Linked DNA regions of Homo sapiens: region 2 is linked to region 1. The links are chromatin contacts, found by Hi-C or POLR2A ChIA-PET in ENCODE. All regions are on one chromosome and are shown on one strand. Each heading gives the region's core, a stretch centred on a gene start or an enhancer-like site at or near the end of the contact. The rest is flanking DNA. Distances are from core to core; before and after follow the strand shown.

Region 1 (7,537 bases), core at 1,619-4,118:
GGTGATGCAAGAGATGGGCTCCCATGGCCTTGAGCAGCTCCACCCCTGTGGCTTTTCAGGGCACAGCCTCCCTCCTGGCTGCTTTCATGGGCTGGCATTGAGTGTCTGTGGCTTTTCCACGTGCATGGTGCAAGCTGTTGGTGCACCTACTATTCTGGGGTCTGGAGGATAGTGGCCCTCTTCTCACAGCTCCACTAGGTAGTGCCCCAGTAGGGACTCTGTGTGGGGGCTCTGACCCCACATTTCCCTTCCACACTGCCCTAGCAGAGGTTCTCCATGAGGGCACTGCCTCTGCAGCAAACTTTTGCCTGGGTATCCAGGCATTTCCATACATCATCTGAAATCTAGGCAGAGGTTCCTAAACCTCAATTCTTGACTTCTGAGCACCCGCAGGCTCAATACCACACGGAAGCTGCCAAGGCTTGGGGCTTGCACCTTCTGAAGCCGCAGCCCAAGCTGTATGTTGGCCACTTTCAGCCACAGCTGGAGCAGCTGGGACACAGGGCACCAAGTCCCTAGGCTGCACACAGTATGGGGACTCTTGGCCCATTTTATGAAACCACTTTTTCCTCCAGGACCTCCGGGCCTGTGGGAGGGGCTGCCGTCAAGTTCTCTGACATGGCCTGGAGACATTTCTCTCCATGTTCTTGGGGATTAACATTAGGTTCCCTGCTACTTATGCAAATTTCTACAGCTGGTTTGAATTTCTCCCCAGAAAAAATGGGTTTTTCTTTTCTATCGCATAGTCCGGTTGCAAATTTTCCAAACTCTTATGCTGTTTCCCTTACAAAACTGAATGCCTTTAACAGTACCCAAGTCACATCTAGAATTCTGCTTAGAAATTTCTCCTGCCAGGTACCCTAAAACATCTTTCTCAAGTTCAAAGTTTCACAAATCTCTAGGGCAGGGGCAAAATGCCACCATTCTCTTTGCTAAAACATAACAAGAGTCACCTTTACTCCAGTTCCCAACAAGTTCCTCATCTCCATCTGAGACCACCTCAGCTTGCACCTTACTGTCCATATTGCTATCAGCATTTTGGGCAAAGCCATTCAACACGTCTCTAGGAAGTTCCAAACTTTTCCACTTTTCCTTGTCTTCTTCTGAGCCCTTCAAACTGTTCCAATCTCTGCCTGTTACCCGGTTCCAAAGTCACTTCCACATTTTCAGGTATCTTTTCAGCAATACCCCACTCCTGGTATTTCTTACCCACTGGGAAGAAAAAGAGGTTTAGTTAGACTTACAGTTTCACATGGCTGGGGAGGCCTCAGAATCATGGCAGGAGGCAAAAGGCACTTCTTACATGGCAAGAAAAAATGAGGAAAAAGTGGCTGGGCATGGTGGCTCACGCCTGTAATCCCAACACTTTGGGAGGCCAAGACGAGTAGATCATGAGGTCAGGAGTTCAAGACCAGCCTGGCCAACATGGTGAAATTGTCTCTACTAAAAATACAAAAATTAGCCAGATGTGATGGCGGGTGCTTGTAATCCTAGTTACTCAGGAGGCTGAGGCAGGAGAATTGCTTGAACCTGGGAGGCGGAGGTTGCAGTGAGCCAAGATTGAGCGACTGCACTCCAGCCTGGGTGACAAAGCAAGACTCTGTCTAAAAAAAAAAAAAAAAAAAAAGAGGAAGAAGCAAAAGCAGAAACCTCTGATAAGCCCATCAGATCTCGTGAGACTTATTCACTATCATGAGAATAGCACAGGAAAGACCAACCCCCATGATTTAATTGCCTCTCCCTGGGTCCCTCCCACAACACGTGGGAATTCTGGGAGATACAATTCAATTTGAGATTTGGGTGGGGACACAGCCAAACCATATCACTTATTCAGAAATACAATGAGCATGTAATTTTTTTTTTTTTTTGTATTGGCCCAATCTAGTTTTGAATCAAGATTACATTAGCTTCATAAAAAAGGCTGGACAATTTTCTCTTTTTCACTTGCTGCAACAATTTGTGAGATAAAAAAATCTGTCTCTTGAAGACAGGTAGAGCATATTTGTAAAGCTATCTGGGCTTTAGGGAGAGGAGCTATGATTAGCGTTTCAATTTCTTTAATGCTTGTTAGTCTATTCAAGTATACTATATCTTGGCATTTAGTATTTCCCCACAAAGTTGTCTATAATATCTAAAGTTTCACATTATTTGGATACAGTTGTTCATAATACTCTAAAAACTTTTTTTTTTTTTAGAAAATTTCGAATACATTCAAAAGTGGATTGATAAACCTCTGGTGCTTCAGCAGTTATCAATTCATGGCCAATGTTGTTTCATCTAGAGCCCCGCCCACATCCCCTCACAATTCTTTGAAGTAAATCTCTGACATTGTATAATGACACCTGCAAATGCTCCGGTAAAAATCTTCAAAAGACAAAGACTCTTTTTCAACCTGTTCACAGTGTCATTACCTCCTCCCCAGATAATAATTTATCAACATCAAGAAACTCCCCATTAGTGTTTAAACTTCCAATTTTCTCACAAATGTCTTTTTTTTTTTTTTTGGCGGGGGAGATAACTTTGTCATTTGAATCAGAATCCAAAGTTTACACATTGCACTTGGCAGACCTGCCTTTTAATTTCTCATAACCTCTGTTTCTTTTCAGCTTTCTGTTTTCCTCCCAGAGTTTCCTATGATTGCATCTCTAGTTTGACACGTTCCCTTGTCCTCTGTATTCCTGTAAATTGGTAGTTAAATCTCAATCTGATACAGAAGGGCTGGGCTCCCAGCTAAACCCCACCCCTAAGCCAGGAACCACCGCCCTAAGTGAAAACAGGTGATCCTGGTTTTCCAAGCAAATGTTGCCTTTTTGGCCTGCCCCGCCCCTATCCTGTGCCCATAAAAGACTTCAGCTGGCAGCGCAATAGAAGCGGCTGAGCGGCGAGGATACACGCAGCTGAGTGTCAGAGACAATGGATAGATGCGGCTAACTTCAGACGGTGCGGCTTCAGAGAGGGACCTGGCCGGAGACTGCCGGGCTTCAGAGAAAGCTCACGTTCCCATCTGCTTTCCAGCCTCCCTTTCCGCTGAGAGCCACCCACCGCTCAATGAAGTCTTCCGCATTCATCACCTTTCAAACGGTTCGTGTGAGCTGATTCTTCCTGGACGCCAAACGAGAACTCAGGTGCCAAGAGGGCAGGGGCTACCACCCTGACTCTCCACTGAGCTGGTTGGCACTTGGCCGTACCTGGACGGCAGAGCTGAAAGAGCGCTGGTTGAAACATGCATGGACACTGCTGTGTAGCATGCATAGAGCCTGCTCCCTCCAGAGAGGAGCGACCGGCGGGTTCTGGGGTTCGTTTGCTTGGGTTCCTGCACCCGCTTGCTCTTACGCTCCCCCATGCGAGGAGTGGCCAGTGACGGGCTGAGTGAAACGAGCCACTCCAGTTCCTGCCCATGAAGGGGGTCAAAGGAACTATCCCATCTCAAATCCATGATCAGGTTTAGGTTTGATATTTTGACAACGTTACTTCAGAAGGGTTACTGCAATTACATTATTCTTTCATCTTTGTTGTGCCTGTAATTGTTTTTCCCCCTTTTTCATTGTAGGTTTTATCTATTGCAATTTCATTTTCTCACTCTTTTTCTTTTTTTCTTTTTTCTTTTTTTTTTTTTTGAGACGGAGTCTCACTCTATTGCTCCAGGCTGGAGTGCAATAGTGTGATCTCGGCTCACTGCAACCTCCGCCTCCCAGGTTCAAGCGATTCTCCTGGCTCAGCCTCCTGAGTAGCTGGGATTACAGGTGCGCACAACCACGCCCAGCTAATTTTTGTATTTTTAGTAGAAATGGGGTTTCACCATATTGGCCAGGCTGGTCTTGAACTCCCGACCTTGTGATCCGCCCGCCTCAGCCTCCCAAAGTGCTGGGATTACAGGCGTGAGCCACCGTTCCTGGCCTTTCTCACTCTTTTTCTCGATCAGTCTTGCCAGAATTTTATTTCACTAATCTTTTCAAATAATTAGCTTTTGATTTGGTCATTTCTTTCTGTTTTTTCCTTCTCCATTTTATTGATTTTTGCCTTTCTTTACTTATTTTTCCTTCTTGTTTCTTGGCTCTGTTGATCTTATTCCAACTTCTTGAATTTACAGTTTTACTTGTGTTTGAAGTTATAATTTCTATCTACTGCTGTAAGTCCTACACATTTTGATACATTGCCATTTCATTGATACTCTAAGCAACTAGCAATTTGCTATACTTTTTTTTTTTTTTTACCTTTTAAAATATATTATTTAGTTTCCAGTAATATGTTTGTATAAACTATCCCTCTGTTATTCATTTCTAATTTTTTGGCATTCTGGTCTGAGAACATGATCTGTATGACATTGATTCTTTGGAATTTATCAAGTAATCCTTTGAGGCCTGGTATACGGACAATGTCATAACCCTTATATATGTGCTTGAAAACTGTTTTCTCTAGTGTTGAGCATAGAATTAGAAGGGAGGGGGAGAGGCAAGCACAGAGGCAGATATATTCCACAGCATTCACAGAAGTTATTTCTGGGATGGGAAAATTACAGGTGATCTTTATTTTCTTCTTGGACAGCAGTAGTCTTTACTTGCCTGTGATTCCAAACATGTTTGAAAACAATGTCAGAGATCTCATAGGCCTCCCACTGCCCTGGGTGGGTAAGAGCACTGGTGTGGACAAGAGGGAACATTTGCCATTGCCCATCATCTGGGTTGTTCACCTGACCTTCTGGGCCTGCCATCCTGTTCTATGAAATGAGGATATTTGGCTGGGTGCAGTGGCTCACACCTGTAATCCCAGCACTTTGGGAGGCTGAGGTGGGTGGGTCACCTGAGGCCAGGAGTTCTAGACCAGCCTGGCCAATATGGTGAAACCCTGTCTCTAATAAAAATACAAAAAATTGCTGGGCATGGTGGCATGCGTCTGTAGTCCCAGCTACTCGGGAGGCTGAGGCAGGAGAATTGGTTAAACCCAGGAGATGGAGGTTGTGGTGGGCTGAGATCGTGCCACTGCACTCCAGCCTGGGTGACTGAGTGAGACTCCATCTCAAAAAAATAAATAAATAAATAAATAAAATAATAAAGAAATGAGGATATTTAAGCTCCCACTCAACTTGAACATTTGTATTGTTATTTATAAGCTCCATCTGCTGCTGGCATGAATACCTGAAAATCCTGGGACTGTGGGATGTGGTCCAGGCTCTCAGGTGTCAGCATCGCAGGGAATCCCACAAACCTATCCCTGGAGGGAGTGCAGAATCTCACGTGTGAAGGGGCTGGGGTGAAGCCTTTCTCATAGTATTATCTGGAGAGGGTGTGCCTTTCCCCTTCTTTCATTTTGGGATAAGCGTGGTTTTTTCTCTCACTGTACTCTGTTTTCCAGTCTGCAAGCCCATTTCCAGGGAAAGCAGACAAGAAGCACCAATCGGAGCGTTGAAGTAAATGGGAATCAGTATCCTTGGCAGTGCCTGGACCTGCTGAGCGACAAGCGTGTGTTTTGTTTTATTAAATGTTTTCCTTTTTAATAAGCAGTGGGAAATGTCAGGACCACCTGCAGCTGCCTGCTGACCCTGGGACTGGAGTAGGGGATGCAGCACTCAGCCTCCAGTTGTGTTTTTCTTCTCTGATAGCTCAGTTGTGCCAGGAGTATACTCGCCTTGGTGCTCCAGAATCATCCTAGGGAATCAGCTCCGCCTTCTATACAAGCAGAATTCTACCTCTAACAGGACCAGGTGACCCCTTCTTTGGCAACTTTCTATACATTTCTAAGCCCCTGATGTTGCCCTAAGGCCATTTTCCTATGCTCCATAGGATGAAAATATCAGGAAAATGGTTTGTGCATGTTTATTATTCAGTTTATACACATTATGCATGAAGCAAGTATGAAATTGCTGCACAAACACTGGGATCCAAGAAATGTCATACTACTGAAATCAGATTAGATCTAGTTCTGAGCCCTCCCTCACCAGGGGGATCTGATGTCCCAAATCAGGTATTCTCCAGGATGGAGCAAGAGTCCCTGGGGGATGACAAGGCCAGAACCACCTGAGAAAGAGCCTCCAGTCTTCAGCCCATGTGGTCCCCTGATTTCTGAGCCCAAGTGGCCTCTTGGAGGGCTCCCAGTGACTGCCAGTCAGCTGCGACCCCTGTGCTCAGGTATCCACCCCACTTCGCACCAGATGCTGACCCAGACCCTGCTGAGAGATAGCACCCCAGGATGCAGCACTGGGCACTGCACGTGGCAAATGACCATTTTTTTTTAAGACAGTGTCTCACTCTGTTGCTTAGGCTGTGGTGCAGTGGTACAAACATGGCTCACTACAGCCTTGACCTCCCAGGCTGAGGCTATCCTTCTGCCCCAGCCTCCCGTGTAGTTGGGCCTACAAGCGTGCAAAACCATACCCAGCTGATCTTTTGGTACTTTGTAGAGTCGGGGTTTTGTCATGTTGCCTAGGCTTGTCTTGAACTTCTGGGCTCAAGTGATCTGCTTGTCTTGGCCTCCCAAAGTGCTGGGATTATGGGGGTGAGCCACTGTACCTGGCCGACTTTTGGATTTTTAAGTGAAATGAGAAGCCACTGGAAATGGTTTTGAGCAAAAGAGTGCCAAGGTCTGAGTTAAATTTTAAAAAGTGTACATTAGCTGCCATGGAGACAACAGGGAGACACAGAAAAACCAGTCATGAGGCGATTGTGAAGGCCAGGTGAGAGATGATAGACCAGGGAGTGGCGACGTCAGCCGTAAGAAGTGGTCAGGGTCTGGGTGTGTTTTGAAGATGAAACCAATAGATTTCCTGATAGAATGGATATATGTGTGAAGGAAAGAGACTCAAGGCTGACTCCAAGGTTTTTGGTCTCCATTCCATGAAAGAATGGAGCTGCCATCGACAGACATGGGGAAAACTGAAGGAGGTGCAAGTTCTGAGGGGAAAATCAAGAGACTTATTTTGAGCCAACCCAGGAGCAACAGTGACCCTAGCACCCCGACCGTGGGCTTGAACGCCATTTGCCAGGTTTGCGGATCCACAGTCTGGGGCAGAAAATGGACCAGATGTCCTGGAGCTTCTTGAAGTACCAGATAGCAAGGAAACTATCAAAGATGATTAGGGTTCTGTCAACAGGACTAAGTAGCCAACTAGGAGGAGCTCCCGTTTGCTGAAAATGGGATAATGTGAGCATCAAAAGGATAAAACCACAGTGGATGGAAACATCATCGAATGTGTTTGGTCCATGAATTTATGGCGATATTAACATTGGTCTCATAATTGGTATCTTTTAGAAAATGACAGGGAATCAATTCATTATTTAAAAAACTAGTTAAAAATGGAAAGAAAAACCATTTTGTACTGCCTTTCCTGTACAAACTTTACCTCAGGGTAACCAAGCAGTAGATGAGGGGACATTTCTTTGCATGGAAGGATCCCAGTTAATGAATGAAGAAGAATGATAGGTTTTGAATGTCACCATCTGGCAATCTTCATGAGGTAATAGGCCCAGGCAGTGAACATAAACTGCTCAGAATACGGCAAAAAGAGAGAAAAGCAGACAATTTGTGCCTCTTGATGGGAGAC
Region 2 (7,537 bases), core at 2,658-5,157, 230 kb after region 1:
TTATCTTCACCACCTCCTATGTGCCAGGTGCTGTGTACCATGAGATAGTTCTACTTTGGGCAGATTAATGCTTGAATAAACTCATTGAAACTTTGCTTTCGACCCATGAATAAAACTACCTAGCCTGGACTCTTGCCTTCTTCCCAAAGAAGGTGGTGGTTACTCAAGTATTATAGAAATACACTACAGGGCTGAATTGGTTCTTTCCATGAAGAAGTTCCATTTTCTTGACTCGAAACTGAGGAAATGTTTGAACAGGCCCATCCAGGTGGGAGTGTCACCCAGTTGATGTGGTTGTGTTCTGATGAAGCTTTGGACTGTGGTATGTTATTACATACCATGGTAAACAAGCTTCTGCTGGGTGGTCGTCATGTCAAGGACTGGGGGATCTGCCTCTCCTGGCTCTGTCCTTATTGGTCAAATATGTAGTCTTGATCCATGGCTGGGTGGTAGCCTGGAGACTCATCTACTCATTCAATCATTCATTCATTCATTCATTCAAATACTGAGTACCTATCAGAGCCAGGCACTATGGCAGGAGCTGGGACACAGAGGAAGAGATCATAAATACCACCCCTCCTCTCAGGAAGCTCCAGTTTTATGAGAGTGATGCATAGCAATTAACTAAACCTACAAATACCTGTGCAATTACAACTGTGGTAAGTCCTATGAAAAAGAACGGTCATGAGAACATGCAACAAGGGGATCTATTTTATTTATTATAAAATAAATTAAATACATAAAGGATGGATGGATTTGATCTGCTGGCCATAGTTTACTGACCTCTGTACTAAATAGTTAACATATTAATTAAGGCTTCTAAAGGAAAGGGAAATGAAATTAACATTTGTTTAAGCATTCAATATAGGATATTTAACCAATGGGGCTGTCCAGGTATCATGTAGACTCTTCATAGCTATCATTTCTTATGAACTGCTCCATCAGTCAGGTATTACCATCCATATTTTACCCCTAAGAAAACGGAGGCACAAAGCAATTCAGTCATTTGCCTCAGGTCACACTGCTAGCAAGGAATTTGGGCAGAGGAGGAATCTGAACAGGCCTCTCAGGCTAGGATCAGAGATCAGACAGGATTTGAATCCAGGCTATCTGACTTTAGCATCTGCAATTTTTTGATTAAAATGAGAGCAGCAAAGGAGAATCTATGCTGGCTGGTTTCCCCACTGCAGCCATGAAGGTATAGCTATGCACATGGTCAGCTCCGTTGGAACACGGGCTTAGCTGTCCTTTCTTTGCTGCTCAGTGGACAGTGGCATCTTTCTATGCCCTTAAGCCACTAGGTCTCTACATAGAGAATTAGGAACTGTTGTATAGGAAGTAGAATATGTCAGAGCTTTATTTTCCCAACATATAAACATGTAAATCATCAGTGTTCAATATTCTGGTAACAAAGTAATCTCCTTCCTGTTGAGCTGAAGATAAGGGATTTGAGAGGCTCCGTTGGGGAGAAATAAAAACCCGACTTGTAAGTTTATTTGAGACAAAGCCAAAATACTAACATCGCATTCAGAAGGGGGAAAACAGTGAGGGGAGGCGTGAGAGGAGCACTGGAAAGATTAGACATCAGGTAATGCAACAGCCCTGGTCAGCCTCTTTAGCAAAATAGAAATAAAAATGTAGCTCATTAATTCTAGGTGCACATCCAGGTTGTTAACGGAGAGAGGAGACATAGTTCAGAAATCTGCTTTTCTTTCTTTTAAATGAACATGTTTCCATTAAAATGGAAATTAAAGCCTCATCATATGAAGCAGTCATTTTCTGGGTACTGTATGATTATCTCTATCTTTCCTGGCCACAATGAGAATGGAAATACTCACATTCATCCATTAGCCTTTGGAAGTTACTACTCTGAAATTCTCAAAGTAGCCTCCTTTCCTTAGCATTGAATGTAGACAGTATTTTTAGGGGTAGGAGGCTGGGTGGATGTAAGTACACACCTTTTCCCACTCAAGTTAATTCAGAAAGGCAAGGGGCTAATGAAAATGAGGGTGGAATGTTGGAAGTGGCAGAAAAGTTTTGTTTTACTTTTTGAAAAAAAAGCAAAGGCAGGTAAATGTACATTTGGAAAAATGATTTTAAGGAAATCAAATTTGCCTGCAAAGTTTACACAAGCAGATCATGTGAGGCATGTGCTTAAAATGAGCAGTGGATGGAGTTGCTTTTGTCTTGGGTAGTTCCTGATTCGTCTGTTTCAAGAGGTGCTGTCAGGGAGTTCTTGAAAAGGCTGTTCCTGGGATTCTGCCAAACCAAATACTGTCATCTCCCTCTGAAGACTCAACTCAGGGTGGCCCCTTAAGAAGCCCTCCTTGAGGCCTTTCTCTAATCTTCTCCATCATCATTATCTGTTGAAATTAAAATGCATCCTGAGGGCATGCTGCCCAGTGGCTTTATATCTTGTCTGCACAATGAGATTGTAAGCTCCTTGAGGAAAAGGACCAGGTTGTGTGTGAATTATGCATTCCTTGTGGTGTCTAGAATAATATCAAGTTCAGAAGACTCAGGTATCACTTGAGATGTCTCTTTCTGGCCCCTCCAATGGTCTGAATAAATCTGACTCAAACTCCCAGTTTAACAGTCTTGATGAAGCCCAAAGCCCTATCCATGATACGTGAGAATTCTTATTGTTTTTCTTTTGATGGGTCCCATTGTGACTAGTTCAAAATACTGGAGACTATGTCTTTTTTCCTTCTCATTAACATGGTTACAAAACTCTCTCTTTTATAAACTTCCATAAAAGCTGGTGAGTCTCTTAAGAACTGGGTATTTAGAGACCTCAGGAAGGTCTCATTGGGCAACACATATAATCTTTTCAGCTCTCTCTCTTCCTCTCTTATCTCCCTCTAGTATTACCTCAGAAGCTAGAAGCCATTCTTCCTTTAGTATTTGGGATCTTCTAGCTCCTCCAGTTTGCAAATCCACATTTATATGGTCTCAGCAGAACAAAGCCAACTCATAACAGGACCCACCATCCTCAGAAAATAGCTGGAGTTTTAAATGTTAACTTTTCCCTATTCCATTGAACAGAACTTGTTGCCTCTCCAAGATAAAACCCTCCCTAATGAAACCGCTTTACAACACTTACAACTTTATTTAACAGCAGAAAGCTCAAAGCTGCCATGCAGAGGGAAGCTATGTAGACTCTGGAAGCCTTGAAGCTTAGGAGCATAGGAATTACAGCTCTGTCTGGTTGGCTTAACCACATCCAGGCATGGAGGCAAGGAAAAAAAAAAAAACTCAAAGCTTTGTTTGGAGGATGGTACTAGGAAAGAACTAGGAAACTAGTGAGAGAAGGTACCAAGCTATGCCTTTGTCCACCCACTATTCAATTTACAAATATTTCTTGGTCCTATATCAGGCACTCCATTGGGTACTAGGAATAAATACGCAGATGAATGAGGCATGGCTCTTTCCCCAAAAAGGACTTATATGTGCTCAAAATGTGTTACAGAAATCCCATGAGGATTCTTGGATATTCCAAGAGGGTCAAATTTCATTGCTCTGTTTTTCATACCTGGGACTGGGCTTTAGTAGACTCTCTCTGGTTTCCTGAAGCTTCATACCCCACATCTGCCCTACTGTGAGAGTCCAACCCCAGGGCTCTAGCTGGCTTCTCTCAACTGTTCTACAGTTTTCTAGGCCACAGCTTGAGATGTGACAGAAAGGAGAAAGGAAACATTTATTGCACTCTACTTGATCTTTCATGTATACTATTTCAAATGATTCTGTGACAATCTGCTTTCAGCCCTCTTTTATGGAGGAGGACACAGAGTTCAGGGTAGTTAATGCCTTGCCTAAAGTAAACCAACTGGAGGGGAGGCAGTGAGTGGAGAGGAGATGAAGCTCAATCCTAGAGCCTCCAGCCTCTGCTTCCACCTTCTGGCTAGCTCGCCACTAAGTCCATTTAAGGTGTCGGCTCACACTTTCTGAGTGTTCCATTTTCTCATTCCTTGTGCCAATTCTCATGCCAGGATTAAAGTTGCCAAATATTTAGGTCTCAGGAGAAGGTTGTTTCACAATAGCCTCTCTTATCCCCTGGGCCTCCTTTCTCAAGAAGGCAGAAGGTTCGCAGTAAGTTTGGCAAACAAGTCTAGTGTATGTTGCCAAACCAGAAACAATTATTCCTGTCTCTCTTATAAGCTCTTCAGTTAAGTCTCTGAAAATCAAATGTGGTGGGTAAAAGCAATGAATAATAACGATAGAAATACCTAATCCACTGGAGGGAAGAGGTCATTCAGTTATTCATGCGTTTATGAACACATTTTTGAGTGCCAGGAACTGTGCAAGGTGCTGGAGACATAAGACAGATAAGACAAATAAGGAATTTACAGGCTGTTAGAGAGTAGGATGTGCTAACCAGAGGGGAGTGCAGGTTACCAGAGGAGAGGTCAGGTTAACCAGCTGGGAGGGAAGGTTACCAGAGGAGAGGGCAATCAAATCAGAGGGTGTGTGTTATTAACTCAAATTCGGCTGATTCTCAAAATCATCCCAGTTGTTTTATAAATATATGGATTCCTGGGCTCTACCCATGGCCTAATGAATTGGAATCTTCCAGAGCCATTATCTATACTTTTAATAAGCTCCCTCATTGATTGAAACAATCATGATAGTTGTGGAGTAAGGTCTCACAGACACAGTATAGAGAACTTTGCTCTGGGTGCAGGGTGGATGCCAAGGAGGGGTCAGCTGATGTGATTCTGGGCTTTGTAGAGGGGGTAATATCTGAAGTGAGCCCTCAGAATTACAGACAAGCAAGTTAGGTGCATGGGGTGCTAACAAGGGAGGGAGGAAGGCCTCACCTGAGCAGAGGCCCTGTGGTGTGAGCTGCCACAATGAACCCAGGAGGTTTGGTTGGGCTATAGTCTGAGGTGCAAGCGAGGACAGGGTTAGAGAAAAGGTAGAAAGCAGGCTGGATCCTGATTGGCCTTGCTGATACTGCTAACAAGTTTGAATTTTACTTTTTCTTGACATATTTTCATTTCAAAACATTTTTGACCATGTTTTCTTTTCAAAAACATTACTTTAGAACTTCTGGAACAAGATGGAAATATGACTCTTCCAGCTTTAGCTCTTGTCTTCCTTCCATTGAAATGTCCAAAGAAATTTATAAAAAAAGAAAACATCAGGGAAGGATGCCTTCTTCGAACCAGAAGTATTGGCACTATTTTGCATTGGTTAACACTGATCGAGCATTACTGTGTGTAGGCATTGTCTGAAATGTTCAGCATCTATTAGCTAATTGAGTTTTCATGGTATTCCATAAAGGAGGTGCTGTCACTAAGCTGCACTGATGAGCTATTATTGTCCTCCTGTTACAGATGAAGAAACTATGGCACAGGGAAGATTACTAACTCCAACGGTCTCATGACTAGTGATATTAGGTTGGTGCAAAATAAAAGCAAATTGGCAAAAACCGCAATTACTTTTGCACCAACCTAATAGTATTTGGACCCAAGGAGACTGGCTCTGGAGACTGGACGCTTACTCACAGCATTGTATTGCCTGATATATTGTGAAATGTGGTGCTAGTGGCCTGGATTGACTGATGAGCCCACTGCCCCCAATTCTGTGCATATGAAGGAAAAGTTGATTCAGGCAGTGGGTGAACGGGGTACATAGTGTAACCTCCCTAACTTCCAAGCGTGTAGAGGGAATATTCTAATGCTGGTACATAGAACAAAGGAGGAGGATCAATTCCTCACCTGCTTAGCAGTGAAGCTCCCTGCCACAGGACTGTTTTCCTTGGTAATTATTTTCCTAGTTTCCACGATCATGGGGAACTTTAACTTGGCACAAATGTTCCTAACTTTCAGCCGTAGGGTCCAGACTCCATGGGGCCACTACTGGGACAATAAGTGTGGTCTTACATAAGTATACAGAAGTTCAGTGGGAGCTGATCGATGGAGCTCCCTGGACTGGAGAGGTGTGATAATTAAAGCGTGGGCACAGCCTGTGGGCTTCTGAGATAAAGTGGACTTCACGATAGACTGGAAGGAATCCTTCAGCACAACATGAGTTCTCTTTGGTGCAGATGCCTTTCACTGTGGCCTCTTCCTGCTCCTCACAGCCAACTATGTTGCCACAAACTGAAGCTGCAAATTTATCTTTTTCTTTTTCTTGGATATAAGATTTGAATAAGCATCCCCACAGCCTCATAGAGAAATGATCCTAACTTGGAACCATGGACATACAGTGCTTTCTCAGGAAAGATGGATAAACAGAAAAATCACTGGGTCTATGAAATGATTTAGCAGTTTGAAGAAACTCATCCGAAGAATCAAAGCAAATATTTTCCACTAAAAGAAGCTTATTCCAAAAAGTGAGACATAACCAAAAAGAAAACTGATTCATATTATCAATGAGACTTGAGATTCAAGCACTCATTCTATCCACAACTAACAAACTGATATCAGAAATATTACTGTTAAACATTTAAAAAATTAAATGTGAATTTATCTTATAAATTTGTGAATTCAAATTTTAAATTTCAAATTTTTAACTGGAAGTGGTAGCAATGAATAACAGATTGGATAGCACAGAAAATGACACTGATGATTTGAAAGTCCACTTTGAGGAGTTCCCCAAAAACCAAGAAGCAAAAGATAGAGATGAATATAATATGTAAAATATAAGAGATATGAGGGGTAGGTTTAGGAGATAAAATAGAGTATAGTAGGAATTTTAGAAAGAAATACAATAATCAATACATTTGGAATGTATTAACACAGCCTGAGCGGAATAAGATTTTAAGTTAAATGGATCCTTTCTAGAAAAAGCATTACCATAAAGATGATTCACTGTTAATATCATTTATTGTATGATTAGATCAAAAGAGAAAAAATTTATAATCATTTCTTTGGATGACTAAAAGACATTTAATAAAAATGTATCATCACTTCTAATATAAGATAGAAATAGAATAATATGTCTTTAATTAAATAAAGTGTATATATTTTATTTAATGGTGAAAATATCTTAAATGCAATGATGAAAAATAGAAGTGGTCTGTCTGTGAGTCAGAAACTATGGTAATGACCATTATTATTAGTAGTAACATTGTTCTAGGAATGCGAGTCAATGCAACTAAGACAAGAAAAAGGAATAAGATATAAATAGTGTAAAGTAGGAGATAACTATAATTATTGTAGATGATAGCTTATCTAAAAAACCAAAGAAAATCAACTGAAAAACAAGACAAATTCAATTTCAGAATGCTGCTGGTTTCAAAACAAATGTGTTAAAGATCAATAACTTTTCTATATAACAGCATAGCCATTTACATAATATAATGGAAATAAGTTCACAATGGTCATGAGAGTATATAATATCTAGACATAAACACGTACTGAAATATGTGGGACTTATATGAATGAAACTGTCAAATATTCCTTTACTAAAAGAAATAGAAATTTGAGTAAGCAAAGAAGCATTACATGCTGCTGAATGGGCAGACCTAATACTGCACTGTTGGAATACTCTAGTACAGTCACTTTTAGGTGTGTGGAACTTGAGGTTCTTA

The links. Hi-C counts contacts between places; a loop is a spot of excess contacts on that map. ChIA-PET counts read pairs that join two places held with the same protein, here RNA polymerase II (POLR2A). Pooled maps may share reads with other maps.
Region 2: a loop to region 1 is called in a map of mammary epithelial cell, with 3 times the contacts of the local background. The contact joins the enhancer-like site here to the promoter of LINC01291 in region 1. A Hi-C loop is called at or near these places in 1 of 168 maps with a recorded cell type or tissue (mammary epithelial cell) and 3 of 50 pooled maps. POLR2A ChIA-PET finds 5 or more read pairs at or near these places in 2 of 52 experiments (K562 and activated CD4-positive, alpha-beta T cell).

What each region holds. Positions count from the first base shown.
Region 1 is chr2:74,906,093-74,913,629 of GRCh38, forward strand. LINC01291 (long intergenic non-protein coding RNA 1291) reads left to right here and starts at 2,869. Exons shown (of 5, transcript NR_189601.1): 1 at 2,869-3,081.
Region 2 is chr2:75,138,289-75,145,825 of GRCh38, forward strand. The region is part of intron 1 of TACR1 (tachykinin receptor 1); the gene reads right to left. Among named protein-coding and RNA genes, the nearest start is that of TACR1-AS1, 12 kb to the right of the region's middle. Within about 2 kb of position 3,908, at least 3 of the 41 ENCODE cell types and tissues checked have a DNase peak (open chromatin) inside an H3K27ac peak, as active enhancers do.